2 separate regions of the Homo sapiens genome follow, and region 2 is linked to region 1. The links are chromatin contacts, found by Hi-C in ENCODE. All regions are on one chromosome and are shown on one strand. Each heading gives the region's core, a stretch centred on a gene start or an enhancer-like site at or near the end of the contact. The rest is flanking DNA. Distances are from core to core; before and after follow the strand shown.

Evidence for each region. Hi-C counts contacts between places; a loop is a spot of excess contacts on that map. Pooled maps may share reads with other maps.
Region 2: a pooled map shows a loop between it and region 1 (10-fold over the local background). The contact joins the promoter of CCNYL1 here to the promoter of ZDBF2 in region 1. A Hi-C loop is called at or near these places in 6 of 50 pooled maps.

What each region holds. Positions count from the first base shown.
Region 1 is chr2:206,273,403-206,275,940 of GRCh38, reverse strand. ZDBF2 (zinc finger DBF-type containing 2) reads right to left here and starts at 1,278. Exons shown (of 5, transcript NM_020923.3): 1 at 995-1,278. RefSeq lists an enhancer at 421-920 and silencers at 584-1,043, 1,324-1,383.
Region 2 is chr2:207,710,366-207,712,903 of GRCh38, reverse strand. CCNYL1 (cyclin Y like 1) reads right to left here and starts at 1,264. Exons shown (of 10, transcript NM_001330218.2): 1 at 788-1,264. The coding sequence starts at 1,007. RefSeq lists silencers at 441-600, 613-722, 1,143-1,592 and enhancers at 464-1,460, 1,813-1,862, 1,873-2,072.

The sequences.
Region 1 (2,538 bases), core at 29-2,528:
TATCAACTCTCTAACGAGTTGCTTTCTTGCCTTCTAGGCTTTAGGTTCAAACGATAGAGAAAAGGTCTTCCACGTATTAAGTGAAAAAAGCAAATAAACACCCCTTATGTAACACACGTATATATGTTTGTGTATTAATTAAAAAGGAAGGAAAGATACCCCCCAAATTGTTAGCAGATTCTCTCGAGGATGAGATCGCTACAGGCTGCCTCCATCGTCCCTCCCCCTCCCCACACGTAGCATATTGCTGTAAAAAAGAAAAACAAAAACAAGCTATTTCCTTTAGGTGGGGGTGGGGTTTTGGTCCCTTGAGAACCAGTATCTTGTTATGCATTTTTTTCACGAGCTACCAAGAATCATCGCGTGAGATAATCGCAGGAGCTGGTAAGGCCCTTCTTAGGAGCAAGTAAAAACGATGGCGTAACACGACCACATTTACACAACTGTTGCACGGCGGTAGTAAAAGAATCATTAACACAAAAATCAAACGTTTTCAAATAAACTATAATCGCCCGAGGCTGGGAAAGGCCTAGGTCTGGGGCCAGCTGGACCCAACGCAGGGCACTGGGGGAAGGGGGTGTGTGGACAGGTGGCTCGGGATCTCGGCCCCACAGGTGCCCAGGGGCAAGACTCCGCGGGTTCCCGGCCCTCAATCCGACCCCGCAGACCGCCCCCTCCCCAAGCCCGGACCCGAGGCCTCGTCCGCCGGCCCCTCTGACCCAGGGCCCCGGACAGAAGCGCAATGCAGCCTGCGCCCCACCTCCTTCCCTCGCCCCGCCACCTCGATCCCGGCCCGGAGCCGCCGACACCTCTCACGCAGCAGGGGCAGAAAGGGACGCGGGGTGGGGGGAAGCCGAGGACCTGCGAGGCGGCCGCGGGAGCCCAGCGAGCGGTCCTGGCGTCCCTCGGGAAGAAGGCGCCCCGGGCGCCCGGCGAGCAGGCCCCGCCCGCGGGCGTCGCCCCGGCCGCGCCCCGCCCCCGCCGCGGCACTCACCTCCGCGGAGGCTGCCCGGATTCCTTCCGGGCCGCGGTGGAGACCGAGGACCGAGCCGGGCGCTCTCCCTTCTTATTCCGGTTCCGCGGCGGCGCCCGAATCCCAGACCGTCCGAGCGCCACGGCCCCGCTGCCCGCGGAGCCAGAAATAGGCGACTTCGGCCCCTGCGGTCCGGAGGCGAGAAGCGGCGCGGGAGCGCGTCTCTCAGGACGCGGGCCCCGAGTCGCGACTCCACTCACGCAGGCATCCAAGGCAACGTGGCGTTGCAACCCTGATGGAGGTTTGACGTCAGGGAAGGTGCGAAAACCAGACCCCTTCTGACGCAGGAGCGGCGGGACCGCCCCCTGCCCGCCCACCCACTCACTCACTCTCCCACCCGGGCGGAGGAGCCCCTTCCTCCCCTCCAGAAGCTCTTAAAGCGGACACTTCCTCCCTGGTCAGGGCCCCACTCCGGAGCTTGGGAAATCTATCGCGTTCCAACAAAAATGACTAGACTCATAAGCACAGTTGGGACGCGAAGTAGAGACCAAGGTTTTAGCGTTTGAGGGTCCAAATAAAAACTGCTTGCCAATTCAAAGCAACGTATGAATGTAGAAAAGAAAACGGGGCTAAGAGAGCTAGTCGTTTCCGTTTCCATGCCTATTTCATAGTGAGGTGCATCTCACAAAAGCTGCTGTTCAATGAGCGCTTGCTCTGTGCTAGGCACCGTTTAAGGTTTCTATACATTATTGCATTTCATTTCAGAGTAACTCTGAATGAATCCTATTATTGTCCCCCTTTGACAAATTGAGAAAACTGAGGCTTAAGGAAGTTAGGTATTCAAAGATCTATCCTGCACATTAAAGGGTTACAAATATTAACAAACAACATTAGGTCATGCAATTATATTCACTGCGCTACCCCATTACGAATATAGTTGTGAGCAAAAACAGTTTAAGTGTAACGGAGATCACAAACCTAAATGAATCACACTACTGAATATGAAATTATAATCTGCGATAAGAAGGTTCTGAAACACCTAAACCAATTTTACTAAAATGGAGAGAGGCCCTGTTGCAAAGCTTATGTCTAATGTAAAAATAATCTTAAAATGAGCTACTTTGCTCTTTGGCTGTAGCTGTAATTGTCGTTACCCTTTTTAGTAAGCTTGTGATTTTGTCCCTTTAAAGAACAACAACAAAAAAACTTGCCTATTGCTTTTGCGTCCATTGTTTTTATTCTTTCTGTATTTCTCAGCTCCTTCTTCCCCCACTACATCTTTCTCTCACTTTAAAGTTGGGCTCCTGCAACTGTTCGATTTATAACCTCCCTTAGATTTAACATACCAAAAAGTACGGATTTCTTTTAAGGCAAGTTTTTTCCACATCCCAACTTTGGAATTATAGAAAATCCACTATACATTGATCGAAGCACCATGACATTATGTATTTCACAGATGCTAAGCCATGTTTTTCCCCACATTTTAACATCTGTGAAATCAAGATGCATCTTATAAACTCTCGTTGACCGGGTGGCAGTACAGACCTGGTTGTCATTACCTCCAC
Region 2 (2,538 bases), core at 15-2,514, 1.4 Mb before region 1:
GCGGAGGTTGCAGCGAGCCGAGATCGCGCCACTGCACTCCAGCCTGGGCGGGCGACAAAACGAGATTCCGTCTCAAAAAAACAACTTGTCTGCACCCCTGGTAATAACCTCTCACACCCTTCACAGTCATTTTACGCCCCTCCCCCCATTTTCTTTCTTTCTGTGTTCAAATTATAGTTGGAAGGAATAAAGCAGCTTCTTTCACGCCGACTTAACCTATTAGGAATACCATATAGTGTCTCCTATGGCAACCTCTATTTTGAGTCTAGATAAGAAATCCTCAAACATCTGGGTCTAAACTGTCGCGGGCATCAGCTATCTTCACGGATGGGAGGAAGGAACAATCAGACCCTTACCTGGTTCCTTCACTTAGGTACCATCTGGATGGGTTAAGGGAGGGAATGGGATGAGTACTCCGAAGTTGAGGTATTTGAGTTTCCATTGAGAAAAGGAAAACAATATACCCCAAAAGTCTTAGCAAAGTCCCACCAGACAATGAACAGAGCTACAAACAAGAAGGGCGGCGGACTAGAGGGTCCCACGCCGGCTTGGGAGAATGGGAAGCGGGAGCAAGAACTGGGCGTTACGGTAAGGAGGAGGAAAAGAAACTGGCCAGACGCAGCAGGGCAAGAATAAGGGGTGGGGACGCGAGGCAGAACCAGCCTTCGTCCCGGGGCCGGCTACCGGCAGGAAGGAGCCCGAGGCGGCGGATGCCTCCCGGGGGACTCTGGGGGAGGAGGCGGGCAGAGGTGAGCCCGAGGGCGGATGGCATCCGCCGCCTCCTTACCTTCGGGCATCTCGCGGTCGCTGATGTGCTGCAGGTGGTGGCCCTCGCCCTCTCCGAAATCCAACTCGGCAGGCTCCACCACAGCGGGCGCTACCGCCACCGCGTCCCCGGACACCGCCTCGTAGATGTCGGACGCGCAGTACAGCTCCGCCGACCCCGCGCGCCGGCCCAGCTTGGGGCTGGCATTGGGGGACACGCAACAGGTCAGCGTGTTCCCCATGGGAAGCCTCCGCTCCTCTCTGCCACCGCCTTCGCTCGCCCCCTACTCCGCCGCCCTCAACAGCCGCCCCCTCCCCCAACAATGGCGCGGCCGGCACCGGCAGCCCCGGGCTACGCTGGGGCTGCACCGCGCAAGCAGACGCCGCCTCGCCCGCGGTTCGCCCGCCCGCCCCGCGGCCCGGCCCCGGGCAGGGCTCGGGCCTCGGCCGCACCCCCACCGCCGCGCTGCCGCCGCCTCCCTTAAGCTGACTCGTCTGCGAGGGCGGTGACCAGCCCGGCTTATTTAAAAGGGGTGGGGAACCCAACAAGCGCTGTGAAGCACAGCCACTGCCGGGAGAGAGCGCGGCTGGAGCTCCTCCTCCTTCCGCCGCCGCCTACCGACTGAAGGCCGCTGGCCCTGGCCGGTGCCTGCCAACCGGAACGCGACCTGCGGTCACCTGGTTAGGAGGAACCAATCATGGTCAGAGTTCCCCCTCCGGCGCCCGCCTCGAAGCCAGGCACGTGACCTGCTGCCCCGCCCCCGCCTGGCAGCTGCCCAGCCCCTCACGCCGCTATCCCAGACTCGGGTTTTCATTCATCGCTGGCTGCTGGGAGCTTTCCGGTCCTACTGGAAGCGCACGGGCATTTGTAACTGGAAGCTGTGTCAATGATCTCTGTAGAAAGCCGTTATTAGTAAAGAGTTCGCTCCATTAGCAACTCTTCTTCCGAGTCTGACAGCTTTCGTTTGCTCACTAAACTTGGTTACACCCAAATTGTTAACTGTTTTTGTAACTCAGTGCTCCGCTCCTGTCTTCCAATGAGCGTTAGTTTTCACCTGCAACGTGATCATAGCAACCCTGGGGCCCTGGTCCTACTCTCCATAAAGAGTTGTGGCTGTGGGTCTTGAATGAGACTCGAGGACACGTCACCCTTCCACTTCCTCATCCATAAAATAGGGACCTAACTCGTCCCTGCCAACTCTGAAATGCTGGGACTCGCCAACTCCCTTTTCTTGCCTGTTTCTCTCCTCTAGGCAGGGACTTCCAGGTTTCTCTTCTTGTACTAAAAACAGCACAGAAAGCACGATTTTCTCACGCAAAACTGAGAACCATGCAGTGGGGCACCACAGTCTTGATTCCATGAAGATGAATAGTTACCATTTGGCAAGCACTATGTGCCAGACAGTGTTCCAACTGTGGTATATTTATTTAACCCTTAAAAACAATCCCGGCCGGGCGCGGTGGCTCATGCCTGTAATCCCAACACTTTGGGAGGCCGAGGCGGGCGGATCACCAGGTCAGGAGATCCAGACCATCCTGGCTAACACGGTGAAATCCCGTCTCTACTAAAAATACAAAAAATTAGCCGGGCATGGTGGCACGCGCCCGTATTCCCAGCTACTCGGGAGGCTGAGGCAGGAGAATCACTTGAACCCGGGAGGCAGAGGTTGCCGTAAGCCGAGATCGCGCCATTGCACTCCAGCCTGGGCGACCTAGGCTCCGTTTCAAAAAAATAAAACATAAAAATAAAAATAAATAAACAAATATATATAT